7 separate regions of the Mus musculus genome follow, and all the other regions are linked to region 5. Evidence: chromatin loops called from intact Hi-C (ENCODE). Cell type or tissue: left cerebral cortex. All regions are shown on one strand. Region 1 overlaps Gm32067 (a long non-coding RNA gene). Region 2 overlaps A830082K12Rik (RIKEN cDNA A830082K12 gene). Region 3 holds the start of Gm31946 (a long non-coding RNA gene). Region 4 has its middle 270 kb from the start of Gm25383. Region 5 overlaps Gm32067 (a long non-coding RNA gene). Region 6 has its middle 170 kb from the start of Gm32067. Region 7 overlaps A830082K12Rik (RIKEN cDNA A830082K12 gene).

Region 1 (4,000 bases), 57 kb before region 5:
TTTGGTATTTTGGGCTGTTATTATACTGAAAGTTTGATGGAACATTCTGTAGTATTTTGTAAAAAATCCCATCTTTTAGTGGGTTAATTCACAAGGTTTGTAGATTGTACACATAGTATTGTTCTCCAATGAAATGGTCTGCTTTTTTTTTTTCTTTTTCCTTTTGGTTGCCACTTTTCACATATATTTCTTTGAAGACATCTCTGTTCTCCTGCCACCTCTTTGGATAAAACAGAGGCTGGGAGAACTGAAATGGAGGAATTCCTCTCGAAAGCTGTGGTAAAGTTGATTATTTTGACAAGGCAACCCAAGAGAGTAGGGACTTTTAAAATAGGTGTTTAGACATGTTTTTGAAGGCTTTGCTCTTCCACTCTCCTTGCCAGAGGCACAAAGGGAACTTTTTCTGATCTCTAATGTTATAACCTCCTGTGGTTCAGGGCTCCTGGAGAGGAAGCCAAAAAAAAAAAAAAAAAAAAACAATAAAAAATATATAAAGTAAAATTAATCAATCAGTCAATCAATTTGGGCCTCTGGGGTTTCCTCATATTCATATTTATCTATACCCATTCTTTCACAAAGAATGTAAAAAACAAACGAACAAACAAACAAACAAACAAAACCAAAAAAAAAAAAACCCACACCATTTAGTTTTACATGTAGGTCATGATTCCTTTGACTTCTGCTTTGGCTTATCCACCATTGGTTGCTGTTTCTGTCACTTGTTTGAACTTTGTAGCTTGTCTCTCACCTTATTATCTACAGATCCAAGAAAGTGTTTGAGTTGTTCATTTGGATTTGTTTTGGTCTGTGTATGTGTTCTCTTGTGTGCTCATGAGTGTTTTGGGTTATGCATGTAAGACAGTTTACATCAGTTGTTTTCCTCAACTCTTGGCTACATTATTATTTAAGACAGTCTCTTACTGAACCTGGACTTCCCCAGTTGGTCTAGCCCAAGGATCTTCTTGTCTCTGCTGCCTCAATGCTGGGATTGCAAGTACCATGTACTACCTCACCTGGCTTTTATGTGAGTGCTAATGTGTGCAAGGCAAATAGTTTATCGCCTGAGCCATCTTCACAGTACCTGTCCCACATTAATTAATTAATTTTTGTGTGAGTAAAGATTTCCAAGGTATTTTCATGTTGAATTGGAAAGTGCATTCTTGATAGAAGTTGAATTGCTGTTTACTTTATATACAGTACTGGAGTGTTTGGAATTTGTGTGCATGGATTAGATTGATCTGTAATTCTCTTTTTTTTCCCACACTGTCCTTGTCTAGTTTGGTTTCAAAGTTTAATATAACCACACAAAATTAGTAGCTCTACTTTCCCTGCTTTGCACGCACTCTGGAGCACAGCTATAAGATTGAAACTACTTATTCCCAGAACATTCTGTAGAAATTACTTGTAAATTTGTCTCAATCTACTGTTTCCTATGAAGGAAGACGCTCCTCTCTACTTCAATGCACACTGATGGTTCAGAGGCATGGACACTATGAACATCATTCTAAACATCTTTTGAGAATTTCTTCTTTTCTACACAGTTTTACGCTTAGTCAATGTTTTATAAGTAATCAGAATAAAGTTATTCTTAATATTTTCCTATTGGTCTTGTGGTTTTTTTTTGTTTGTTTGTTTGTTTTTCCTTCTGGTGTCTCGTTCCTATAGAGAAGATCAGAGCCAGGTAGCAGATACCCTTCTCAGGAGACTTCTCTGGCAGTCCAGAGGCAGGTCAAGACTGATTTTAAAAACATACACTCCCTGAAACCCTCCAATCAGTTTTAACTGTCAGTGATTTTTAAGAGTGACATCAGAGTCAAATATTGCCTATCAATCTGTGTCATATGTTGGCCCTCAGTCTATAGACCCTCTGTGTATAGGTCTATAGATTTAAAAAAGGCTTTAATAATTGGTTGTTTTTGATATCTCGACATTTTACAAAGACCTCTACAACCAGTCTGGCTGGATTCTGTGTGCAGCAATCCAAGTCAGAGGCTACATTTAGACACAGCCTGTGAATCCAAAGTAACATGAGCAAAGTTCTAGTCACGCCATAGTTTATAACTGCCAAAATGTGGACACGGAGGCAGTTATTTTAAAACTTGATAAGCAACACAGCATTTTGCAGAACTGTGGAATAAAAAGAATACTTCTAGTTGCCCAATTAGAAAAGCATTGCACAATTATTGACATCTTGCTATCAAATGCTCTTTACCTGGCTGTGGGATGGATACTTCAGGCTAGAGTTGTTTTTAAAAACATAATTTGTATTTTAGATAAGATTCTTAAAGCCTGGTTTGTATTCTAGAGAATTCTTTATATTTGATAGTTTATGTTGGAGAGATTTAGTAACCTTCTTGTTAAAAATGAGAATATATTTAACTTTTATCCATTTTAAGTCTAATTTATACTCATATATAGACCTATCTATCTATCAATCATATATTTAGATTCCTAGATGCCTTAGTATAATATTCCTGTATTACATTTTTTCTGGGTTTTTTTTTGAGGAGGGTATAATTTATTCACAAGTTAAATTGGGAAGCTGGAAACTTCTTCAGTGTTCATGTAATGTTTAATTTAAATTATTTCCAACCATAGCCCAAGTCTTATGCTGCTATGGACAATCTGTGTTTCTTGGTATATGTCCCAACATTTTATTTAACAAAATAGAAATAGAAGAACAAATATAAAAGCGCCAAATGTGAAGTAGAGCTAGAAGACTTTGACAGACATAACAGCATAGCTGCTTCATCTTTACAGCATTTGATTCAGGGACACTGCAACTCAAAAAAATTTCATTTTTGAACATTTAATTCCATAATTCCATAATTTAAAGAACAACTCAATACAATACATAATGGAGAAACGTCCAGTTCAATCTTCATTCCCATAAATTTGTTGGTATGAAAGAACATCAATTATAAAAAGTTCAATCCTGATTTGGTTCTGATTATTTCAGAAGAATTGCCTTTTGAGCCTTTCCTACCAACTTCCTCATGTAGTCAGACAGGAATATTAACTCAGTTTGAAAGAATAATTATTAATGATTATGTGTGTATAACTTAATGTCATTGATGTTGAACTGTCAAGATTTTCAAAACTTATATTTGCAAATGAAGTGAAGCCTGCAAAATGGTCACACTGATGTTCACTTGGTGAAGGAGATACACAAGTGAGGGAAAGGATGAGCACATGATCAGTGAGAGCAACTTGACCATGGCATGGAATTATTTATCCTTTCCTCTCTTGTTTGTATTTTCTGTCTCAAAAGCTCAAACAATTATAAGGAACAGATGTGTGTCTTTTAGGTAAAGTAGGATAAATAAGTATATTTTTATAGGTTCATATAAATGTATTGTAATTGGCGCTTCTCAGAGGTTTGGTTAAAATAAAGTGTTTCCCATTTTATCACAAATATGTCTTGAAAGGATAAGAAATCGCCTGACTCAATGTATTAGCATCGTTGAGCATATAAACCCGGGTGACTTAAAATATAGGGGTGCAGTTTTTCACTATGCCTACCAAAGCACAGCATGGTTAAGTACTAATGTAGATTATTAACTATATTCTGTCTCTAGGGACCATCTGTTACTTAAGTAGGAGCAAAGGAAGCTCTGTAGTATGCTCAACTGATACTGAACAAATAACCTATGATGAAGAGCACGCATTTAAGGACTGAGTATGTGGTTCTACTAGATGAATCTTGAAAGCCAAGTGTGCTCCAGATTATAGAATGCTATAGATTAATTCCAAAGTCTTTACATAGATTACTTAGAAAAGAAAAGATAACTGTGATGGTTTACTATAGACCACAGTCTGAGATGTAAGAGTGAGGAAAAGTGGAAAGTAGACAAAGAATAAATCTAAAATAGTGCATTCTGGAACTGCAACACTAAAAGCAGATTTGCCTGTTACACTGAATGGCTCCAGAGAGACATTGTGAAACACTGCAGAGGTGTGCGGGTGCTTGATACTTGCCTCTTTTTCACTTTATTAGCCT
Region 2 (4,000 bases), 370 kb before region 5:
TGTCAAACCAACGTTTAACACATTGTTTCCACTCAATGTGCATATATCCTGGACCGATTGGGTTTAATTTCAGGAAAGAAGGAAGAAAAAGATCGAGCAAGGAAAAAAGGTGAAAGGGAAAATGACAAAGAAAAGAAAGTTAAACTTATGAAGAAATCCCATTTTCAAGGGGGAAGTAGCTTTATGCTAAGAGTGGTCGGGGTCAGTAGCCAGGCATCCTGACCTTTCTGGCCTTTTCTTTCCTGGAGTCACTTTGGGAATTAGAAGCCGATTCTCTCAGATGAGGACTCAGGGCTCTTCTTGGGTGGGTGCTATTTGATTTACATTTACTTCTTAGGGACAGTAGGGGAGGTCCTGGGTGGCTGTGAAATTCAGAACCCACTTGCTTCCTCTTCATTTTGATTTAAAAAAAATAAATGGAAGGTTTTGGTAGCCCAGACTGACGCTTTTCTCTTATTACTTACTGCTCTGGAGAAGAAGCAACAATTTTTCTCTGTAGATATTCAGCTTGATGGACACTGACCTTGAAGTTTCGACTGGATAAGGCACCCTCCCTCACATCCTGGCCCCCAAATATCACCTGTTTACGCCCCTCCCACCTGCTCCTTTAGTTCCTGGGTGCAGTCCAGAGGGAGCAAACGGCAAGTCCGTTTGTGGCAAAGACTTGTCCACGCAAATTCAACATTGAATAAATTAACCTCAAACCAGCAAGTTGGGGTGTAGTAGTTTAGCAGGACTAATTGCAGACAATGTAGCTGAAATGACTTTTCCAATTAGCTGCTGGTTGGAGTTTAGTCGGAGGAACTGTCAGCTCCAACGATGGGTAATTGCTTTATTGCTCACAAAACTATCATCTATTTAGAACATATGTGCTAATTACTCTGGATGGGCGTCGACAAAGAGACCATAAATCTAATAGCACTTTAAAAAGTCTACAGTGTTTGTAAGTAACCCTAGTCCTTTCACTCTGTGATGGGGCCTAGGTTAGTGTGGCAGATGATTCTGGAAGGCTCAGGTTGGACTGGAGACACCAACGCCAACCGGTGCTCTGGTCAAACTGCATATGAAGAGCAAACGTCCTCTGCTTGCGTTCAGTGTGAAGGAGATAAATCACTATCATCACCACCAGACTCCCCACCCCCTTAACCGTACATCTTTTAAGTTTTTTTTTTCTCCGTAAAAGATTAGTTTAGAAATCTTTTAATTGGATTATGTTGGGAAATTAATCTCCTTTAGCCTTGGCTTAATTTATTGTGGATAGTGTCACGAAAGAAACCTTGTAACTGCAGTAAGGGCCATGTCCCTTTGTTTCTTTCCTTAGCGCTCCAAGGTCTCCCAGCTGCGGGCGACAGTGGTGCCTTAAAGTGTCTGGACTGAGAAAGGATGGAAAGACACATCTGGGTGGAAGGCCACAGGAGTCCCAAGTCTTTTTCCTTTGTCTTAAACGCACCCTTCTGTTCCGGATTCTGTAGCTTCAAATCCCCCATCCCCACTGCACCGCGCTTTGATCTACAATTCAGGGGACCTGCTACCCAGGAAGCAGGTTGGGGAGGCTGGAGGAGGAAGCGGAGTACCCAGTAGCGGACTTCCAGGCACACTGACTCCTTTGCTTTCTCTATCGCAATCTCCTCCTCCTGCATCCCCAGCTGGGAGCCAGCTATTAACAGATATTCCCCACCTCTCTGAGAAAAAAGATAAAAGAAGAAAAAAGAAACCCGTTCAGCTAGCTTTTGGCGTCGTCCTCTACTCAACTCTGTAGACACTTCTTGACTTGCACAGAGCTTGAGATGGGCTAGAGTCCATTCCTAGCACCGGCGCGTTGTTTTGGCTGCGACCTCCGGTTCTGCCTCCTCGCTGCGCGCGGGAAGCCGCGTTCAGCTTGACTAGGGCGGTAGAGGGAAGCGGAGGTAGAGCCCGGCTGGCCGTGCCTCAGCGGGAGATAACAACATCTGCCTGAAACGGGATACCTACTTTTGCAGCTCAATTTAGCTCTTAATAGCAGTCCTCTGAGGTGTGCTTAATTGATGGGGATAAAGGCGTAATGACTTGACAGGGAGACGCCAATGATCCTTTAATATACTTTTAAAAGAACAACAACCACCCCAAACACCCGCGGGTCCTCGCTCGGTAGGGAGTGTGTGGGAGGAGGAAGAGCGGGTCAGGCTGGGAAAGTGCGCTGAGCTGGTCCTACCTGGGGAAGCGCCTAAGTGCCCTGGCTCTCGGGAGCCAGCCGGCGCTCAGGCCAGTCCGGCCCAGTGTTTTCCAGTAGCTGCTGGGAGGGAAGGGCAGCCTAGTGAGCTAAGGTTGTCAAGTGTGGAAGGTCTGATTGGCAGTGAGGAAGCTAGAGACCCGGAGATGCTGTCCATTGCTAGGCTCTGGATTGCCTCACGTCTGCCAGCCTCCGCAGGCCGGGACGCCCTCCGGTCTGATGCCTGAGTAAGGGTCGAATGTGGGTGCTCTGCGGGACCTCACAGAATTCTGTCCTTCGGATAGCCTTAGAAGGTCTCGAGGAGCACGCGCCGTGTGAGAGTGCGTGTGTGCGCAAGCCGCCCCCAAATGCAGAGTTGGGACACAGCAGCCCTGAGCACGTCTAGGTCCGGGGCTCCCAGAGCCCTGAGACCAGACACTCGAGAGTTTATCTGCTCTGGAGGCAGGTCCCAAAGCTGGGTCAAAGCAAACCCTGAGCAGTTTCGGCTTAGGACCTCAGCTCAACTACCCTCTCTTCAGTAGCTTCCCTTTTTTTGGCCCAATTTCCCTTTGCGTAGTTCCAGATGGATCTTTAGGGTTAAAGGAATGTTAACTAGGCTCAGACTGAGTAAGGTTCACACTAGCACCTTAAGAAAAGGGGGTGGATAATCGGGTCTCCTTTTCTGTTTGCCCAGGATAAGGGCAGCAGTGACTTTAGCTGGTTTGTGCAAACCTCTTGTTGCACCCTTTCGAGAGGAATTACCTTAATGCTCCAGGGTACACTCGCACTGCACACAGAAGGAGAAATCACTCCTCAAATTGGGTTGCTGTAAGAAATCGCAGGTGTTTAAGTTGTAGCTATTGTCTACCTTAAGCACACACAACAGGGACCAAAGAATGTTAAGAAACTGACTTTCCCCAAATCCTCTTGTGGAGGAAGTATATGTTGCGGGGCTAGGAAATCTTCAAGGTCAAGAATTTCAAGACCTGAAATTAAGAATCCTAATTCCAAGTGTGTGTTTTCTTGGCGTGATTCCATCCTTCTGCGGGTCGCTGTCCAACCTCACCTAGAGTGATTCTGTCCCGATTCACCCAAGGTCCTAAGCCTAAATTCCTGGCCTGCCTGATGACTCCTACTCAGATGCACCCTTCTCCTGAAGCTGGGGAGGGGTGGGTTCTGGCTGAAGACCGGCTCTGGCCAGGGTATCCAGGCCTCTCAAAGGCCCAATGCTCTTTGGGAGGCCCTGACCTGGCTGCTGAGCACCCTTGTCCACGGGGTGGGGTGGGGTGGAGGGAGGTGGATCCTTGCGATCTCGGTGTAGGCAAATTCAGGCTCCTTCTCCTCACAGCCAAGGGTCCTTACTCTCCTGTGTAACCTCAACCCACAAAAGGAAGGCCCTTGGGCCGAATTATTCGGTCTGAGGACTAAGCTTTCCCTTCCTGGCCTGGGAAACTGTAGTCTCAAATTCCATTTTGCCAAGAGCTGCTTCTGCAAGGGAAGTCCTCATCCTGCCTCTGTCACAGGGTCATCACCAGGTGCTGAGTGCGAGTGCCCGGCCAAGCACTGCCAGAGTCTCCTGCTAGAGATCCTCGTGCTAGGCTGCCGCAGGGCATTAACAGGCCATGGTCTTGGTGGCACTGAAGGCCACCGACAGGTTAACCCTTGCAATGACAAAGTCCGCAGCTTGCTCAGGGGTATTCTGGAAGGAACCGTGGCCTGGCCGAGGGTGTGTGTGTGTAGGGGGGTGGGTGGGTGGCGCACGCTCCCCAAACCCGGTGCGGGTCCCTGGGCTCACTGGGACCTCGGGTCATT
Region 3 (4,000 bases), 150 kb before region 5:
GAAGCTCTATAGGTGAGAGACACTCTTTGTGCATAGAAATCCTGAAGTGTGGAGATTAGCCCATCATCAAAGCTGGCTCATGAAGATCTCTTGCTTAGCAGACAAGAGCATACTGCAGGTTTGAGTAAAAGATATCTGTGCAACTGCTCTGTGTTGGAAACACTTCACAAGCCTTAAATATTCAAGCACAACGGGAGTTATAATTGCATTGTTTTGGTCTTGGAAACCAATGTGAGTCTTAACAACTTTTCTTTCTGTCTCCATGGCCAGTATCTTAGGAATCGTAGGAATCATCTTTCTGTGTGCGCCAGCTCCTATCTGAGGGCAAAGCTGTGTCTGGGCTTGTTTCAGGAAATGGTGGCCTGTAATACGCAGGGCACCTGGGAAGACACTCCGTGGCAGAATTGGAACACTTTTGGCCTTTCTGGTTCTCAGGTAATTTGTATGCTTTAATTTGCGGCTTCTTTTATTGTTGATATTATTTTAAAATTAGTGATTTTTTTCCCCATCTAGTTTTACATAAGCTAAAAAAAAAGGCCCCATGTCAGGAATTCTCATACATGATTTGACATCTCTAGTATCCTGCATGGCGAACTCTCTATAGCACAAGTTGGTTCATTTGACATCTGGCATTCATGGTTCCTGGGAGAGCAGCTTCCCCCTCAGTGTGCCCTGGATTCATTCCTGCTGCGCCCCTTCTGCCCAAGTATAAACACATCACAGGAAACGAACACGTCAAGAAGTGGCTTTCCAAGAAGGAATAAAAAAGGCCTGGCCCGGCTCCACCTGGATTTGAGGTCCAGTTTCAGGAAATGCAGGCAGCCATAGGGACAGAGGCTGTTGTCCTGCGTCAATGGTACCTTGGTCGTTTCTGCCTTAAACTCCCCATGTGCAGCAGCATACTTTAAAATCCACAGCCTCCTCTTAGTTGTCCCGTGGGAGACTTGCTGAGGAAAATTGCTTCAGGACCTTTAACATGTGAGGGAGGAGATGAAGTGTCTTTCCTTGTGCTCTTGAGAGCAGCTGGATTTAGTTGTTTACAGCTGTAAACAAGAAATGGCATAGGCTGAGGTCAGGGACACATTTTGAAATAATTGAAAGTCTACAGTTAGAACTATAAATAATTAAATGGATTCATTTTGGTGGCTTGCTTTAATATGCAGATATTAAAACAATGAAAGAAAGTGGGTTTGTAACAAGGACGTTAAGACACCGAAGTAGAAGAAAGAAATGCCTTTCCCAATGCCCTTGCTATGTATGGTCTTTCCAGGTCCATTTTCTGTTTCAGTTTAATGATGCCGTTTAAGGAGAGCCATGCACTCTCTGGATCTATATTCAGACTGCAGAAGTATCAGTCCAGCCACCCTTTCAGATCTACTTCAAGGAAACACAGGCTTGAAAACTGCTCCCCGTGGTTTTGTCTGAACTGCTCACATCCTGCAGCACACACTGGGTCCAGTGCTGGAGCCAGGAACCTAGAGGTGAGCGAGCATCGAGCAGCACTTAGCAGAGTGAGGCAGGCGGGCCTATGAGAAAGGATGGAGGTGAGCCAGAAACTAATGGGGAAATAGGAGGTCGTCGTTAATTTTGATGTGGGGAAATCTGAAAGGCTCTTGTGCATGCCAGGGTATTTGAATATTTGGCAAACAGCTGGCTGGGCTCTGAGAGAGCGCCTCTTGATTCGCCTCGTCAGATGTTCAGAGATAAAACGAGTCAGCCCGTACGCCAGCGCATAGCTCATAGCCTTGCAGTCAGTTTTGAATTTAGATTTGAATTGTGATATCAATGTCATGGTGGCACATGCTTTGAGAAAGTACTTACAGAGAATAATTGAAAGATTCAGTGAGAAGCTTCTGAAAGCCGTAATTTAAAGTTCTTCAGCCTCCACAGTACTCTACCCATTAAAATTTAAAGCGACAGAAGCCCAATTATGGATGGTTATTTTCTTAAATAAAATCATATTTCTACCACAAGTGAAAGATTCATCGCTGCCCACTAATCTCTGTCAGGAGAACTGTCTCGGAGTCCTCCAGAGTCAGTAGCTGAGCGAGCGAGCGGTTAGCTTTATCCTGGGGACAATGGGGCAGCACTGGGGGAAGCCAAGCTGCAAGGCCTCCAAGGAGGAGCCTGACTTGCGGGAGGCTGATTTGCATGATAATCACCATTATGGATCCTCTGCTGTGCCAGCCTCCACACTTAACCAAATGCAGTATAACTTTAATGGCAGCTGGGAAGCCTGAGCAAGGGCTGTAGCACACAGTTTGCAAAGCCCGAATGACGTCAAAACCTGTTAGTTAGGAGAGGGCAGCGGCTGTGAAGATAGTGGGGGCAGAGAAGCTTGTAACCACAAGGAGGATTGGAGTAACTTTAAAATCTGATAAAGCATATAACTTTGGGGGCTGTTGAAAGGTGCGGAGCGTTTCAAATTTCTTTTAACTCAGGGAGATCTGTTCAGCAGAAGGGCCTTGTCGTCTTTCTAGAACTTCAGCGCGGCCACTGATACTCTGGCAACGAAACACAGCAGTGGGAACTTTCCCCAGACGTGTTTCCAGTGAGAAAGTTTAGTCACTGTCAGACAAAAGTCCGGAGCCAGATTTTTAGAGCATAAATCTCTCCTCGAATTTATTTGGTCTGTTGGCTTTTACTTTATGCTGCATTGTGACTTTGAGAATGTGGTATAATGGTATCCAGAACAAAATAGTGCAAAAGGCCAGTCAAGCTTAAACCACTCTTATTTAGGGAAAAATAAAATGATTCTGCGGAGCTCCTGGAGACAAAGGAGTATGGAAACCTGAGTCTAGAGATTAAACGATACAGAAAGCATTATGTATATATACACAAGCACTAACCTAAACAATGTCTTGTAGATGCCAAATTATAACATTTCTGAAGATTTAAGGCTCGACAAAAACATTGGCAAGTAGGCATTGTTTCTGATGTTTTGCAGGTCTGTGTTCTGGATGAAGTCCCCAAACCTACAGCAGGGTGGGAACACAGATAGCCTTCTGATGCTGCTCACTCTGTGTGCAGTATCTCCACCCTGGCAGGCCACAGGTTCTCTGCAGGGTGTAGACTCTTGCTGCAGTTCCTTCCACCTCTTCGTTTGTCAGTTTTGTGGTGTTGTTGGGCTCCTTATAAGAAATTAAAAATAACTCTTTTCTTGTTTGTTTGTTTTTTTATTGTTTTTTTTTGGGGGGGTGTTCTTTTTTTTTTTTTTTTTTTTTTTTTTTTTGAGACAGGGTTTTTCTGTGTACCTTGGCTGTCCTGGAACTCACTCTGTAGACCAGGCTGGCCTCGAACTCAGAAATTCACCTGCCTCTGCCTCCCAAGTGCTGAGATTAAAGGCGTGCACCACCATGCCCAGCCTAAAAAGAACTCTTTAACAGTTTGGAGCCTGGATTCAGCTGCCTTGACTCTTTGTCCCGGAAGGGAGTACCTTGCCCATTTAGGGTGATGACTGCCTGAACCAGCTCAAGTAAATGTCACCCCACTTCTCCACGAAGTAGGGCTTTCTCACCAAGTCACACATTATCTCTAAGGGTAGGGCCACACTTCCTGTCTTACCAAGATGGCTTAGTTATGTAGCCTGTAAGAAGATGAGTTTTAGCTTTCCTATTAAACTACCTCCTACCCTGCCCTCAGTCAGCAACAGTAGGTTGCTTTTGGCTTTTCCATCTATCCTATTTCATATATTAACTATTATTATTCTTTTTCATGTATTATGCTTCGTGCAGTGAACATGATAGCACTTTTGATTTAGTTAATTTCTGATATTATTAGAGTCTTCTAAATGGAATTTCTGTAATCTCACATAAAACTCAAGTGCTTAATTAACTGTCTAATTAATAAGCAGAAGTTCATTGGTTGGAAAGGGTTGTGAAAGCCCAGAGGTTTGTCCTGACTCACCGGAAGCAACTTTCTCTTCCTGCCATAACTTTGGAAACACCAGAGATCTGACTCCACCATCTTTATTCTTCAAAGAGGACACTACAGACTGTTG
Region 4 (4,000 bases), 310 kb after region 5:
TGTCATTGACTTATTTTAACAACAAAAGTAATGCTGAAAATATTTTGGACTTATCTTTATACTCAGTCAAGTGGGCTCTCAAGGAAATCAGTGTGACTGTATTATAACCACTTTTTATTGTGTTGCTTAAATATTATTCACTGCTGTCGCTGAAAGTTTTGTTGATTATGAAGAGTGAATTCATTTTCAAAGAATGATGACTTTTTAATATAAACTTTCCCCTCCAAAGGAAGTGTCAAAAAGGTTTAGTCTTTTAGATTAGGGTCAATTCTGTGGGCACACTATACATGACACACACACACACCACTGCCAGCCTGGCACACATGTAACATCTGTCCAGTCCACTCTCCTCGGGATCTTTTCTCTGGTAGCCATCTAGGTTCATCTTGATGCTACTGTATTTCTCAGAGTTCACCGTCCCCTTTTCTTCTCTTGACTGACTCTGCTTAGGTGTGCTTTTCTAGAGGTGCCAACTGAGTACCCATATGCAGGCTACTGTCAAGCTACTTTATTCCCATTTCTTTATTGTTACATCCACACAGCTTCCTCTCTACATTTCATCTCTAGATTTTGTTTTATTGTACCAGCAATGTTTGTTTCTCTGCTTTGCATCTGAATCAGTTCGAGGGAAGGCAGGTATTTTTAGCAAATACATTATGATAGCTAAGCAAAGACTTGGATGTTTAGTTGTCTGTGCTGAAATATCAACATTATTGAAGACTGCCTATGGGTGATTTGATGAACCCTTAGAACCTCCTCTTTATTCTTTTTAGAACAGACATTTCAATGGTATCAACACTGCTGGCCATTTTGAGACTAAATAAAATGATATGTGGAAAGCTGTTTGCTGAGAGTTTGGCACATATTAGGTCATCAGGAGGAAGTGTGCTACATGTTAGGACATGTAGTTACTTACACTTTTAGAGGATGGATTTCCAAGAAGAAATACTTTGTTTCAGCAAAGTCCAAATTTTCATGCAGAATCTCAGATGTCCAGGAGACCGAGGAATTCAGAGTTCAAGGTCAAGCAAAGCCCTGCTAGCTGGGCCTACAGAGTAAGTTTGAAGTCAGCCTGGGCAACTTGGTGAGTTAGAGTATAGGTTAGCCCACTATACATTAAATCTCTACTACCACGAGGAAATACGATCACCACGATGTTAATATAGTTCAGACTTGTTGCTTACTTTAAGAAATAACATGAAGGTGAATTTCATATATCTGCATACATTTGGTCAAAAACCATCAATAGCTGTTTTTTAGCTCAGGAAGTAGTTCAGAAAATTACCATTCTACATTTGTTTCTCACTTTAAAATATATGAATATATGTGTGTGGCTGTGGCTGTGGGGGGGGGGGGCGCGGGGGGAGTGCATGTGTGTGGTTCCTGGTATGTGGGAGGCCTGCGTGTCTGTGGCTGAGTGTGGATCCTGTTCAGGTTTGACTGCAGATACCCCTGGAGCTGGAATTAAAGGTTGACATGGGCTACCTGATATGGGGACTGCGAGGTTACTTCAGGTTCTGAGGATTTCACTCAGTTCCTATGAAAGAGCAATTCGTGCTATTACCCACTACATTGCATCTTAGTCCCTACCATTTCCGTTTTAATGTGAGTTCTCAAATGTCTGTACATGAATAGAAGGAAGCCTGTTCGGTATTTTACTATATTCCATTTTACTAATAGAATGATTTGGAGAGATAAGAGGCAGAAAACAATTTCATGAATCGTACTTGCCTGCTCGTGTGTTTACTAATATTCACAGTATCAATAGCCATCAAGTCGCTAACTTCTCTCACACTCAGTGAGTAAGACAACATAAGTTCAAAAGATCTACATCAAGTAAACCTGAAAGCCTGTCTGTCCTCTGTGCGGTTGGGAACCTACAGATTCACTTTCATTCAGACATTTGAAACATTTCTTCATACTAATTTCAAAAAGGAGTCACTATTTATAGTTTCATTGCATAGGAGAACACGAATTCAGTGGTTAGGGCATGTGATCATGTCCAAGTGTTTGGTGTTAACAGGCCTTCATGGCAGGTAGCTCATACTCATGCTGAATAGTAGTTATGTTAATATTTCAAGCAAAGGGTGTTACTAAAGATCAATTGAAGTCAAATATTAGAAGCTGGACGTTAGATATTTCTAAAACTACTTTTTGAGCTGTACTTAATGCATCCAGTCCAGTTATGCAATTCTCTTTTGGACTATATTGAATTTCTAGCACCCAAACCAGAAAAGAATTCTGGAGCAAGAAGATATATCATTTTCCTTTGAACTCTTTTCCAATGTAGAACACTTCATTCACAATCATATAAAGATGTCTTTGTATCATACTTACTGTAATAATAGACCGGATAGATTCTTGGTAAAACATGAATATTTTTAAATGCTCTATATGTTCTAGCTCTAAACTGCATGCTTTAAGCATATTGCTTTGAAATACTGAAAAAAATGCATACTGAATTTTGATGTGTTCTAAAACCGTCATGAAAATTAACATCTTCCCTCAGCCCAGGGCCAAACAGATTTTTTTTTTTTTTTTTTTTGCAGGGCCAAATTAGAATCTGCCTACATGCTTCAGATAAAAAAGGTAGCAAGCCATCAACTTTTTAAAGTCAGAAAAGGCAAAAAAATTTACATGGCTCTCTTTTTATGGTGAGCCAAGTAGCTAGGGAGGGAAATAAAATTTTAGTTTAACCTTAACCCTCCAGAGTATGTGAATATTAAGAAATAAATTCCAGAATGTAAGCAGGTATTTTAAATTCTATATGAAATACAGTGCTTTTATATAGAAATGTAAGTTAGTGAGCGTAGAACCTGAAGAACATTTAATAGATCTCTCTCTCTCTCCCTCCCTCCCTCTCTCCCTCCTTCCCTCCCTCATTCTATCTATCTATCTATCTATCTATCTATCTATCTATCTATCCATCCATCTATCTTACTATCTATCTTTCTATCTTACTATCTATCCATCTATCATTTATCTTACTATCTATCTATATTTCTATCTATCATCTCTCTATCATTTCTAATTTATCAACTATCTATCCATCTATCTATCTTACTATCTATCTTTCTATCTTACTATCTATCATTTATTTTACTATCTATCTATATTTCTATCATCTCTCATTTCTAATTTATCAACTATCTATCTATCCATCCATCCATCCATCTATCTATCTATCTATCTATCTATCTATCTATCTATCTATCATCATCATCATCTATTGTTTGTCTATTATCATCAATTTAATCTATGTATCTCTATCTAACATCTATCTACCTATCTAATATCTATCTTCTATCACTCATCTATCATCTATCTGTCTATCTATCTGTCTCTATTTTATCTGTCTAATATCTATCCACTCACTCACTCACCCATCTATCTTATCTCATCCTCTTTCTCTCTCTCTCTCTCTCTCTCTCTCTCTCTCTCTCTCTCTCTCTCTCTCTCTCTCTCTCTCTCTCTCATCTACCTGCCCCAAAATCAATAATCTATGGCTATAGTTATAACTATCTTTAAGGTTCACATTTTAGTAGTCTTAATGTTATCAAAATGTAGAAGATTAGAAGCCAGAACCATAAGTGGCTGATTATATAATACTACTGAAAATTTATAGGTGAGATAAAAACATGAACTACAGTAGGAATTAATAAAACACAACAAAGAAGGAACCCTCATTGCACTGTGAAAAGTGAGACCCCAGAGAAGGACTGCAATAAAGGCTCTGGCAATATGAGGTTGTGACCATGGAATCTGTATCATAGAGATATATGGATATACCTACATATCAGGGACAAGTTTAGCACTGAAGAAACATTTATTATCCCCAATTGCACAACACGAATTTTTCCAAATATTGAAGGCAGGATATTAAGAAGACACTGTCACTGCTGTTTTGAAAACCCAAAGTACAATGAAGGAACAAGACAGATGAAGGACTCATGGCTCATGAATGTAACCATTGCATTCTGGAGGGATGCAGGAAGGTTAT
Region 5 (4,000 bases):
TTTTTTTAAAGTAGTAGATGTATCTAACATTTGCTTAATTTTTAAGTGAATAATAGATTAACATGGTTCAAACAAAATTAACAAGGGTAAAAATAAGCACAAAGTTCCTCCTTCATCGTTCGCCCATCTGCTGGTTTCCATGCCAACACTAAAACAGATAACCTGTGTTATTAGTTTCTTCAGCAGACTTCTAGAGATCTAAAAGAACTGTTTATGTAATCAAATGCTACACATATTTTTCCCACTCTGAAGACCAATGCCACACAAAATACTTTTAAATCTTCTGAGTCTTCCGTCTTTATTCACTAATCGTACAAAGCATCCTTACTTTTCTTTCTTTTTATTGTTCTTATTCTGTTACTTGGATTGCCATAGTTCATTTCAACCATTCTGTATCAATGCAGTTTAGACTGTTTAACTCCTTGTTATTATAAAACGTGCTACAGTAAACAATCATGCACATTTATGATTTTCCCATATGTGAATATATCTGTAAATGCACTCCTAGAACTGGAACTGCTGAGTCAAAGAGTATATGTATTTGTAAAATTTCAACAAATATTGCCAACTTGCCTTGCAGCGTGGATACCTATTCACACGCCCACCAGCAATGAGTCACTGTTCTCATTTTTCTGAATCTTATCAACCTTAAAGTTGTCAAATTTTTGGATTTTTACCAATCTGATAGTAAAATATGATATCTTGATGAGATTTTAATTTGCATTTTCCATGTAGAAGTGATTTGAACATCTTTTCATATATTTATGACTCATTTTCTTCCCTTTTCTATAAATTACTGTATTTACTTTTTAAAATTTTTTTCTCTTTGGATTATTTTAACTATATATTATAGAGTTCAAGTCTTAGATTGTGTTACAAATTAAAACATCTTTTCCACAGTTTGCTTTGTCTCTTTATGTATAAAAATTTTTATGGTAAATACTGTCTTAGCATTTCATGGTGTTTGGCCATGAAGTACAAGCACTGGGCTCTGTGAGGCAGCAAGCTTCTTTTATTTCTATCCATACAAAAAGCCTTGGTGTGGGCTGGTTGTATCCAAGAGGCAGGAGAATCTCAACCTGACTCTGAGTGTCTGAAGAAGTCAGCCTGGCTTCCTTGCTGGTGAATAGATCACACATATTTGTATAGGATTGCCCACATGTTCCTAGGCTGTAGGATTTCACCTCTGAGAAAACAAAACCAAACAAAACCCCAAAGTCAACCAACCAACAACCAACCAACCAAACAGAAAAACAAACGGCAAAACTGACACTGGCTTCGAATTGCCCTGGGATGTTCATGTGAAGCTAAGCGTACTAAGGGCACATGGCATTTGCCTGAGCAGACACTGAGTGTGGGGTTCTTATGCACGACTGTGCCTGCCAGTGATTTGTGTGGACCTGATCCAAGTTTTCAGGACACTATCATGTTTTAAAGGTTTTTTTTTCTAATGAATTATAATAAATTTTCTGTAGTTTACATCAAATTGTGTTGAATGGCATTTTTAGCAAATTGTGTCACATTGTGATCTTTCCCCCAAATTTACAAAATTTCTTGTGCCAAAAAATAATCAGTGAAAATGATTTTGTGTGAAACTTTGTGAAAGCCAAGTTTAGCTGATTTTGTTAAACAGCACTAGCAAACAATTTATTCAATCTTTCTCCAAGCCCCTTTTCTGTGCCTTGTTCTGTTTCCAGCCCCCTCTGCTCCCCACCAACTCAGTTGCTTTCTCTCTGTTTACTGGCCTTTGTTTCTGCTCTGAGTTCATCTTTCTCTAACATTATCAGCCCCCCTTCCATCCCCCAGCCCCTAACTATACCAAGCCTTGGGCTATAGTTTTGGGTTGAGGGTCACTGGGGTCATGGATTTTCCACCGAAAGAAAGAAAGAAACAAAGGGGGAGGAGTAACGATTACTTTTGCTGTCTCTTTTGCGCTCGGTGCTGAGGAATTTATTCTCCAGGCCCATGGCAAGGATTGGTGCTGTGGGGTTGGGAGGACCGAATTCACCATAAGAACCACAGCAGTGTTGCTTTAGACAAAGGAAGGGCTCATTTACATATGCCTGACACCAATGTGGAGCTTTCTGTGTGTGGGTGGGTAGATTTTTGAGACTGCTTTTTTTTGAACTGACTCGTTTCTCAAAAAGGAAAGACAGAAAGCAGTAACAGAGACTATGGTTTTGAGACAGGATTTCTGGGTTTAAAACCCACCTTTCCAGGCATGTAGTCTTCTTGAGTGTGTTATGAAATGAAGCAAGCAGTACTTAATATAGCAGTGATTAGAATAATAGTTTTCATTAGCAACTACTATACACTACTAAGAATTTATACCCAACCTTTGACCTTTTACAACTCTGGCAAATGTACTGTCCTCATATTATGGGGAAGGAGATTGTTTTAGGGGACTTGGAGAAGCAGCAGGATGGAGGTATTTTATTTTTATCCTGTGAGTTTTATTTCTCATTTTAAAGCTCACTCTTTGAATCACTCTAACAGGCAGACATGAGTATTGCATGATGTAACACACAGCACCAAAGATAAGGTGTTATTCTCTTGTACTGTTTTGAAATGTTTTAAGGCCAGAAATTGTAGGTGGCAGAAACACAGGCCTACATCCTTCCTTGGCTTCTTCAGAAGTTCTCCCACATTATATGAATACAATTTCCACCAAACAATCAAACGCTGATTGAAGTTTGTAACTTTAACCCAGAAGTCACTGAGTTTCTTTGACAGTGTTGAGGACACACTGAACTGGCAGCAACATGTCACACCAGACTGTAACTGGGGAGTTGTCTGGCCTCTGATTGTAGGAGAACAGTCTGCCCAGATAGAATGGACTGAGGAATAAGAATGAGTCCAGAAAAATCCCTATCACTAATCTAGTTGTCCTCTCCCTGCAAGCCACTAAAACTTACAGTGATCATCAAGAAAAGCCACAAGTTATAGGACAGAATTCTATGGCTTCCATTTGTATATTTTGTGAGCCTACGTTGCATCTAGACCACGTGCTTATGTCTACCTGCTGAACACAATAGAATTTGCACTAAGTAATGTTTTCAAGAACTTTCTTGGCGACTCATTGGTGGGCAAAGTTTTAAGGTTAAACCCTGACAAGCTAGAAAATGCTAAAGAACATTTGACTAGTAATTTCTGCTTAACAAATATTGGGTCTTTTGCAAGAAGGATCATAAAGGTCTGAATCCGTGACAAATGCTTTAGGTATGTCTTTAACGTTTGGGCCTCTATGAATTTAGCTATCTCTGTTAGATCACCGTTTGTGAAATCTGTGATTTTTGAGGTGACAAACATTTTTTTTTCATTATTTTGTGACCTTTCCCCAAGCATCTATTCCTTTGATACATGAAGTTTTGAAGTACTTAGAAGTCTCTTGCTATTCTCTGGGGACTAGGTCAGCATTCCTATCATCTCTATTTTAAGATGAAACACAGAGACTTTAAGTGAGTTGTCTATGGAGTCCCAGCAAGCCAGCATTTGTGCTGGACACAGACATCTTAAGCTTTGGGCTTTAGATTAGTTCACTGAGCCAAATATTTCCCCCAGCAATTATTTATATACACGATGCCTCTGACCTGGATACTCTGCTGCCTATTTCCCATTTGCATGATAAGCAGTACATCAGACATAGAAGAAGAAAGATGTTCTTACCACAAAAAAACTGAGCCTTAGTGTGGCTCTGGCCTTGCAGGTTTAGGAAGAGTCAAAGAACAGACTGACTCTTTCCTTGGCACAGGCATGGAAATGAAGGCTCTTATATGGGGAGGTGAGCCAGGGAGCTGACAGCGCTTCATTAAAGAATGACACGTGCAGATATCTTTTTGTTTGGGCCTTTTCAATTTAGTCATGAAATGCTAGCTTACTTTTAGATAACTTAGGGATTACCAAGAGATACTCTGGATAGCATGTGGACATGTATTTGTAAGTAAATGTTTTTGAGCTATTTCTTTAGAAGCAATTTTTTGTTTTGTTTTGGTTTGGTTTG
Region 6 (4,000 bases), 81 kb after region 5:
ACTAGAACTGCCATGGTGAAGTTTCACTGCATTTTAGAAGATAAAGCAAGTCTAGTGTTCGCCTGTTTTAAATAAGTTTAAATAACTACCCGTGGTGGGGAAAGCTCTAAAGACATTAAGAGGTGTGGGTACTTGGAGGGTGATCATTGTGTCCATCCAACAGTTTTCCACACTCCATCAGCACTTTCTTTTAAGTATTTACTGTCACAAATCTAAGCATATTGCTTCTGAATCTAAGATCACTTACCAACTCCTCATTGTATGTAAAATAAAGCCTGTCTTCACAGCAAAGACCTCTGTGAAGTTCCCACACCGGCCTCATCTGCCAGGTCCTTTATGTGCTAGGAGTAGAGCATTCTCACACTTCCCAGGCTCCTGTTGTGTTAATTCTGTCCCCTGTACTTAATGTGTTCACTCTGTCTGGAGAACTGCTCCTTCTTGCCCCAACAATCTTACACATTCTAATAATAACAACAATCCTACTTACTATGTGCCAGGAACTAGCTGCTCTAAGCACTTTATATGGATATAGGTTTTCCTTATGAAGAAGGTACTATTTTCTTCTTGTCACAAATAAGGAAACTGGGGCACTGAGAAGTTGAGCAATTTGCTTAAAGTAACTCAGCTAGAAGTCTGGTTTCAGGCTGGAGATCTGGAGTTTGTGCCTTTATCCTCTAGAAACTCCCACCTTTGCGACCTAACTTAGTTTGCTCTATTCTCTTACACACCTTGACATTTAACATATTCAGTGATTAGTTTTAGTGTTGGATGTTTTGAGCTATCACTTTCTTATGAGCACAGACTATGTATCACCTTTGAAATTATCAAATGGAGCACACTATCATGTCTGGGTTGCCTTCTTCAAACTTATCAAGATGTGCCTTTTGCGACATTAAAAATTTCTGCTCCTTTTCAGAAGAAAAAAAAAATCAGAGCAAAAAACCCAGAGTCTATGAGTCCTGACAGCATCTCCAAGAGAGAAGCAGTGAGTGGGAGCTAGACTCCCTTTGCAAACAGGAACTTCAGGCATGTGGAGATGAAGTCACCAACGACACTGCCAGTATTCTTTTTTTGGTTTTCCAATTCCTAGTTTGTGTTCTGTCTACCAAAAAGTGGTGTTTGCCTATGAAGTGCCTCTGATGGTTGCTTAATTTCTCCTAGAACAAAGCTAACAAACATAACAATTAAATTAAATCACCCAAGAGGGACACAGCTTTCCATTCTAAAGTTCTGAGGGAACAAACTTTTGGGGAAACTTTTCCCCTGGGGTGCAGTGCTTTCTTCCCTTTCAGTAGAATATATTGTGTCTGATGGAGCAAAAAATTGTTTTTAAGAAACCCTGCACCAATCTGTCTGCCCCAGCTCAGACACACGCTCACACTGAAAATTAAATTCACAGAAATGAGAGAAAAATCAAAGGAAACAAAGGAACATGTCTTCTGCTTCCCAGACATGGCCTGGTGGGTGACAGGATGATGAGGAGAAATGATAGGGATGAATTAATTTGCTGTGCCTTCTTGCTTACATCACCAAAGCACCGAGAAAGGGAGCATTCTACACCTTTTACCTGCAGGGTTTTAATCCACAAGAAGCTGTAGCAGAACCCATACAGTTAAGTAGGCTTCCCTTTCCCCCTTTGTTCCAGCTTGAGTTTCATGACTACCGTTTCCTTCATTAGCAGCACTAACTTCTTAGATGTAAAGTTTGTTTGAAATGGTAACTACCAGGAGATCATGGAGAGAGAAGGAGAAATTAAAGGAGGCTTACGGAATAGGACCATTCAAACACACTCATAGGAGAGAGATTTGATTCTGCAGCAAGAATAATCTCTGTAGCCCTTTAAAATGTTGCTTCTTCTTAAGTGCGTTTGTTTATTTGTTTGTTTTTTGGGTATGTGTGTATATTTGGTGTAAATTTTATCCCTTCTTAAATAGTGATCTTTAAATTCTAAACTATTTTGACTGTCTTTTAATCAGAAATACAAATTGAATATGAACATTTGAGATGAAAATTTATTTTGCATTGTTTTGCTTTATAATGACTTCCTAATTTACAGCCTTCCTTGGGTTATAGCTCTCTAAACATCATTAGCAAATATAACTGGGTACTTGACAGAGATGTTGGCATGTCCCGCAACCACACACGTAAGGTTAAATGTGGATAATGTATATGATCTTGCAGATGCTGACCTTTCCTAGTAATCTATTTTTCTTGAAATGATTGCATTTATCCTGTCTCTGTGACTCAAGCATTTCCATGTGTGCGTGTGTGCGTGTGTGAGTGTGTGTGTGTGTGTGTGTGTGTGTGTGAGTGTGTGTGTGTGTGTGAAGTGTATTTATGAACACCAAGATTTTACTGATTTGTCATTTCGCACTGAGGAGTGGAGAGTTTGAGGAGCTAGTTGCTCAGCCTCTTTGGTCACCAAGAATGCCTGTGAAACTGCAGATGAACTGGCAATTAAAGCCGAAGCTCTTCTCCACCGTCTCAGAGTCTTCCGCCCGATCCCTTCTCACCTCTATTCTCAGAATGGCTGGTTTGTTATGAAACTAATTCTTTTCTAGGCCAAGTTTCCTTTGAACAGGGTGCAAAGGCATATGATCCTGTGGATTAGAAGTGGGTTGTCATCAAAATGATACAGCTCTGTTCTTCTCTGTTCCTTTCTTGGAATGGCTGAGAACAGACTTGCGAAGAGAAAAACTTGTTGGCGTTTGGGAGCTGCCAGGTTTTAGAGAGCCCAATTATGTCTTTTTTGAACTAGCATTTCTTTAATAGAGTTTAATTTTAAAATGTTATTTTTTTCCAGTTTTTGACATTTCTTTCAGTTTTTAATTTGAAGAAATAAAGATATGTTTACTCATTGGTAAAATAAAAAAGGACTTAGTGAGTAAGCAGGGCCAGCAGTCCATCTGTGTTCAAAGCTATTAGCCACCAAAGGGCTCGTGTGTTCTGAGAGGTGCCCTTCATACTACATCTCTTTCTTGTGCCTTTGCTTTAGCTCACTGCAGCCAGAATGTACTAGGCTTGGCTGTGGCATATCATCTATGACATCTATTTTTTCAGGCATATTTTCCCTATGCAAATTATTCCACTTGTGTTTTGTAGGCATTAATCCTCCCAGAGTAATACTGGTAACCGGAGTCTAGTACCCAGACTGGAAAAGATTGCTCAAGAATGAGCACACTATAAAGACCCTTGAAGAATGTAAAAGTATATGTACTTTAGAAAAACATTTGGTCTTTCATAGGAGGCTACAAAACATCGTTTGCTCTCCTTTTCCACTGGAGCTGGAGTAGGAGAATAGGAAGTATGACACGACTGATCCTCCAAATCTAGACTTGAGGCAAGTTCCTGAGAGAGGATATGAACTTGTGAGAAGGGGGATAGAGAGCCTAACAATGGGGCTGGAGAGATGGCTTGGCAATCAAAAGCACGCACTATTTACTCTTTCAAAGGACTGGAGGTATGTTCCTAGCACCTAGTCCATAGCCTACAGTTGCCTGTGACTCCAGTTCCAGGGGATCTGACCACTATTTTCTGACCTCTGGTGGCATAGGCATGTGAATGTACTTACACACACACACAAGCATATATACATATAAATAAAATAATGTAATATAATACATAAAAATAAAATCATTTTTAAAACTGAAAAACATGAGAAAACTGGGCCTTGGTAACATACTTATACCATTAGATCAAACTTCACCTAGTTTCATGTGAACATATCATCTACATATGATGTAACTGCATGAATGTCATACAACAATATGACTACTTTTATAGATTTTTGATTATCATCTATTTTGACTTAACTCTCAGTGCCTTTTCAGTGTCAGACTCGCAGGGAAGTAATTGAAACTTATGAGCCTTCATTCCAGTTTGACTTTTCCCTGTACAAAGGACAATTTCCTCTCTTTCACCTTTGCTGATCTATGGACACACTAAGTAAATCCATTTTCAGGGTACTCCATCTTAGAGTCGTCTTCCTAGTACACTCCAA
Region 7 (4,000 bases), 380 kb before region 5:
TCGCGGCTGCAGACGCTGCTGGAGGAGCTGGCCGCCGCTGCGTGCTCCGCTGGAGGAGCCCGGGCCCGGGCGGGAGTCCGAGCCGGAGTCGGGGCCGCAGCCCGAGAGCGAGCCGAGGCCGGTGCTGCCCGTGCCGCCGCCGCTGTCCTGGCGGGAGCCCTCGCCCGGTTTCAAGAGTGCGGGGAGCTGGGAGAGTCGAGCAGGATCGGGACGAAGCTGCCGGCGAGGATCAGGGCGCTCGGGTGTCTGGGGGCCAGGTCCAGGGCCGGACGCAGCCAGCCATTCAGGAAGGCAGCGCTGGAGAGCGGGAGGCAGCCGGCGAGGAAGATCACACACTTTGCTCTTTTTGTTGTGCGGGTGGCGCCGGGTTCTCTCTGCCTTCTTCTTTCGGGAGGTGACGGAAGGGGGAGAAAAATACGAGATAATTCACGCCAGCGACGAATTCACAGCGAAATAGGAAAAAAATAAAAATCAGAAGAAAATGCTTGAGAAAATAAGGAAAAAGAGAAAGCGAGAGAGACATCCAAAGTAGGTCGAATAAATAATCCTCTTCTTTTCCTCTTTCTTGCTTCTTCTGCTTCTTCTGCTATAACACACAGAGCTAGTTAAAAAACCCTGGAGATCGCCCAAAAATGTTCTTTTTTTAGTATTTTAAATAAGTGCTCTTCAGCTGGGAACCAACACCCTCCCTCCAAAAAAAATCATATATATATATATATATATACATACATATATATATATAATAACGATAAGAAGAATACTGAGGGGTGCCTCCTCCTCCTTTTTTTTTCAAGTTTAGTCTTCTCTCTTCTAGAGGAAAGGAGTGAAAGAGAAAAGGAGGGAGAGAAAGAGGAAGGGCGACAACTAGTAGAATATGTAAGGAAAAGAAAGGGGGAGAGATAGGGCAAGAGGAGAGTGGGTGAGAGAAAGGAGAGGAGGGAGAGAGGGGCGAGAGGAGAGGAGAGGAGAGGAGAGGAGAGGAGAGGAGAGGAGAGGAGAGGAGAGGAGAGGAGAGGAGAGGAGAGGAGAGGAGAGGGACCAAAAAATTGAATGCGTTTAAACGGGAGGACACTCAGAGCAATGTTTCCGAAAGGGGGATCTGCGCGAATGTCTGTATATAGTGAACTTTGACACTACTATTGAAACTGACACGTTTCTATGGAGATCTCTGCCTTATATGGAGCTCGTGTCAAGGAGCCAAGAGAAGGGCTGCTGGCAACTGATAATCAAAGGCGACTGACTGGTCAGAGCCCTGAATGGGGGGTGGGGGGGGGGAGAGAAAATGGGAGGCTAAGGTTAGCCAAGCCTCCTTCACGCCATTGGTTGGAAAGTCCTTTTCCCCTCCCCCCAGCTACCTACAGTCTGGGATGTCGAGGGGAGGAGAAGAGAAAGTGAGGGGGGGGGTGCTTCTGACAAGCATAATTTACATTGAGATCGCCCTGCGCTGCTATTTACTCTGAGACCTGATTAGTATGGGTCGTGTATGGTCACACACACACACACACACACACACACACACACACACACACGAGGGGAAAGGGATGATGAGGGGAGAACGCGTTGTGATGGGAAAAAACGAGGAGAAAGAAATTACTGTATATCTTATGAAAACTTTTCAGAATTAGGTTTTATGAGCGTAAGGAGTGGCACTGAAAACGTTAAGAAAAAAATTAATGAGGAAAAAAACTCCATCATTTTAATGATTTGTGAAGTCTACTTGGTTTAGAATCTTAGTTCACATTCAATATAATCTTAGTCTGTATCCCGCTCATTTTATATAATTATGAAAAGCCTCCTCATTTAAAAATCTGAAGTATATCATAGTTTCGGAGGCGTAATTACGACAAAGCACACACATGAAACTGCAGCTACTGCCACAAATTCGATCCGAATCGATGATTCCTATTCATCCCAAAGATGATCTTAAAATAAACTTTCCAATCAATCCTCTTTTTCCTTTTTCATCATTTTTATTCCCAGGATGCTCAAACTCCAAACAATGCTTCAATGATTATTAATAAAGCATTTGTAACTCCTCATATTGTTGTGGGGCGGCTGTTAGTGCGGACAAGTCAGTCACAGGAAAAGAGCAAACGAACGAACGAGAAGACGGGGAAGAGGGAGAGGGGAGGAGGGGAGGGGACGAGAAGTGGGAAACGGAGGGGGAGGGGGAGGGGGAGAGGAGGAGGAGGAGGAGGAGGAGGAAGAGACTGAGTCTCTCACTCGCTGTGTGGTGGTGGTGGTGGTGGTGGTGGTGGTGGTGGTGGTGGTGGTGGTGGTGGTGGTGTGTGTGTGTGTGTGTGTGTGTGTGTGTGTGTGTGTGTTGGGGTGTGTGTGACTGAGACCCCATTCCCGAAGGTGATTGGTCGCAAAAGGAGGGGTAGGCAGGAGGAGCGGGTCCCGCCGCGGGCCTTGCAGGAATCGCTAGGTCGGCCTGCCACCTAGCGGACGGGAGCCGCTCTCAGGCGGCACGCAGCCGAGTCCCTCCTCCCCTCCTCATTGGCAACCAGTGCCTTTTCTCCAAACCAAGACAGCACTTTGAAAATTCTTTCAATGGAATTTTTTTTTCCTTGAAAGATGGTACTGGGGAAAACGATACTTCTATTAGTTACATATTCTCCAATCCCACACTCGCAACCCCCCTCGTTTTAAGATCGCTCTCATCCGCAGGCTCAGGCAGGCACAGGGCGGCAGAGTGACAAAGCCACGGCTGCCTCCACCCGAAGTGGGAGTGGGAGTGAGAGTCCCTCTTACCAGCCCTCAACTAGGGAGAGCGTAAAAGTTTGTCTCAAGCGTTCCGAGCGCCCCAAGGTAAAGGTGGAAGTAAATGGCCAAGTTGTATGGAAAGAGGTAGGGTTTGGCTATTAATACTGGTTCCCACTTTAAATCTCACTAGTGAGGGCTTTAGAAAGCGCTGAGTGTTTGGGGCACGCTTTGCGCTTTTTGGTCTCTGGGATCTACCACTTAGTGGCCAGTGATATATATTTTTTTTAAAGAGCAGAATAAAGACTTTCTTATGTATGCCCTTCTATTTGGAATAATGGAGACTGCATTCTGCGTGCTGCGGCCCATTGTACGCAGATGATGGAGAGGCGGGACATGGGGTGGCAGGGGCTCCTGGCCTTAGCCTCTCAGCCCTAATATTCGTGATCAAGTCTTCCGGTTCGTTTAAAGGTGAAATTGATATGATAAAAAAAAGGAGGGAAGGAAGGGAGGGGGGAGGGAGGGAGGGAGGGAGGGAGGAAGGAAGGAAGGAAGGAAGGAAGGAAGGAAGGAAAGAGGAGAGAGAGAGCGTGTGCGCGCTGTTTATATAGAAATTCTAAATTTTACTCCCCAAACAATCAGAGACAGGGAGTAGTGAGCAGCGGAACGCAGCAGAGAAAGGGAGGCTGGGGGAGGGAAGAGTCACAAAACAGTGGGAGAGGAAGCAAAAAGCAAGCGTCCGGGAACCGGAGGCCTGCTGGGTGCGGGGTCTGCATGCCTAGTCTCCCTCGGACTCTGGGCTGTACACGGTGGGCACCAGAAGTGAGACTCGGCCAAGCCCTGCCGTACCAGGCAAGTAACGCAAAGATAATCGTGTGTGTGTGTGTGTGTGTGTGTGTGTGTGTGTGTGTGTGTGTTTTGAAACTTGGGGTCTGTAATCTTCGATAACGTGGCTAGGTAGAAAGGCAATCGTTACTCGTCCTCGCCAGCCTAGATAAACAGTCAAGGCAGCCCAGGTAGGACCCGGAGAACTTTCGTCCGGGCCTGGAAGGTACGCCTCCTTGGAGGAGAGGATCCTTGCCAGCCCATCAGTCCAAACCCAAAACAGGTCCTCTCACTAACCTCTCCCACCCGGAGCGGGAAACGCTACGTGGGCAGGGGACCCGAGATTGCATCAAGTTTAGCTTCCGCGCGGCCAGCCTGCAGCTTGCAGAGATGGAGAAGCCGTGGAGCCCGCCGGCCTCGGCACCTGTGCCTAGCCGCGCCGCAGACAGGACTTCGCGAGTCGCGCTCAGTC

The links. Hi-C counts contacts between places; a loop is a spot of excess contacts. Peaks named below come from ENCODE experiments on the same cell type or tissue, not always from the same donor. Only the 100,000 strongest peaks of a DNase experiment are listed, where the experiment ranks them.
Region 1: it touches region 5 in a loop (4-fold over the local background); 3 of 42 quality-filtered maps call a loop at or near these places.
Region 2: it touches region 5 in a loop (5-fold over the local background); 6 of 42 quality-filtered maps call a loop at or near these places.
Region 3: it touches region 5 in a loop (2.0-fold over the local background); 2 of 42 quality-filtered maps call a loop at or near these places.
Region 4: it touches region 5 in a loop (4-fold over the local background); 2 of 42 quality-filtered maps call a loop at or near these places.
Region 6: it touches region 5 in a loop (8-fold over the local background); 3 of 42 quality-filtered maps call a loop at or near these places.
Region 7: a loop joins it to region 5, with 4 times the contacts of the local background. A loop is called at or near these places in 6 of 42 quality-filtered maps.

The regions. Positions count from the first base shown.
Region 1 is chr13:78,518,356-78,522,355 of GRCm38, forward strand. The region is part of intron 1 of Gm32067 (a long non-coding RNA gene); the gene reads left to right. Among named protein-coding and RNA genes, the nearest start is that of Gm32067, 37 kb to the left of the region's middle. In left cerebral cortex, no CTCF peak of the experiment used is centred here; DNase peaks (open chromatin) are centred at 2,040 and 2,635; H3K27ac peaks cover 1,414 bases.
Region 2 is chr13:78,208,269-78,212,268 of GRCm38, forward strand. All of the region lies in intron 1 of A830082K12Rik (RIKEN cDNA A830082K12 gene), which reads left to right. Among named protein-coding and RNA genes, the nearest start is that of Nr2f1, 11 kb to the left of the region's middle. In left cerebral cortex, no CTCF peak of the experiment used is centred here; a DNase peak (open chromatin) is centred at 1,790; H3K4me3 peaks cover 2,978 bases; H3K27ac peaks cover 4,000 bases.
Region 3 is chr13:78,425,761-78,429,760 of GRCm38, forward strand. Gm31946 (a long non-coding RNA gene) reads left to right here and starts at 1,192. Exons shown (of 3, transcript XR_382671.4): 1 at 1,192-1,544. In left cerebral cortex, no CTCF peak of the experiment used is centred here; DNase peaks (open chromatin) are centred at 1,655, 2,145 and 2,466; H3K4me3 peaks cover 1,303 bases; H3K27ac peaks cover 1,632 bases.
Region 4 is chr13:78,889,925-78,893,924 of GRCm38, forward strand. No RefSeq gene overlaps it. Among named protein-coding and RNA genes, the nearest start is that of Gm25383, 270 kb to the right of the region's middle. In left cerebral cortex, no CTCF peak of the experiment used is centred here; DNase peaks (open chromatin) are centred at 1,530, 1,914 and 2,556; H3K27ac peaks cover 1,422 bases.
Region 5 is chr13:78,575,164-78,579,163 of GRCm38, forward strand. All of the region lies in intron 1 of Gm32067 (a long non-coding RNA gene), which reads left to right. Among named protein-coding and RNA genes, the nearest start is that of Gm32067, 94 kb to the left of the region's middle. In left cerebral cortex, a CTCF peak has its summit at 2,478; DNase peaks (open chromatin) are centred at 586, 1,132, 1,293, 2,072 and 1 more place; H3K27ac peaks cover 2,344 bases.
Region 6 is chr13:78,655,939-78,659,938 of GRCm38, forward strand. No RefSeq gene overlaps it. Among named protein-coding and RNA genes, the nearest start is that of Gm32067, 170 kb to the left of the region's middle. In left cerebral cortex, no CTCF peak of the experiment used is centred here; DNase peaks (open chromatin) are centred at 458, 1,036, 1,588, 2,569 and 2 more places; H3K27ac peaks cover 3,424 bases.
Region 7 is chr13:78,199,304-78,203,303 of GRCm38, forward strand. All of the region lies in intron 1 of A830082K12Rik (RIKEN cDNA A830082K12 gene), which reads left to right. Among named protein-coding and RNA genes, the nearest start is that of Nr2f1, 2.4 kb to the left of the region's middle. In left cerebral cortex, a CTCF peak has its summit at 2,467 (motif pointing left); DNase peaks (open chromatin) are centred at 1,296, 2,431 and 3,920; H3K4me3 peaks cover 3,742 bases; H3K27ac peaks cover 3,228 bases.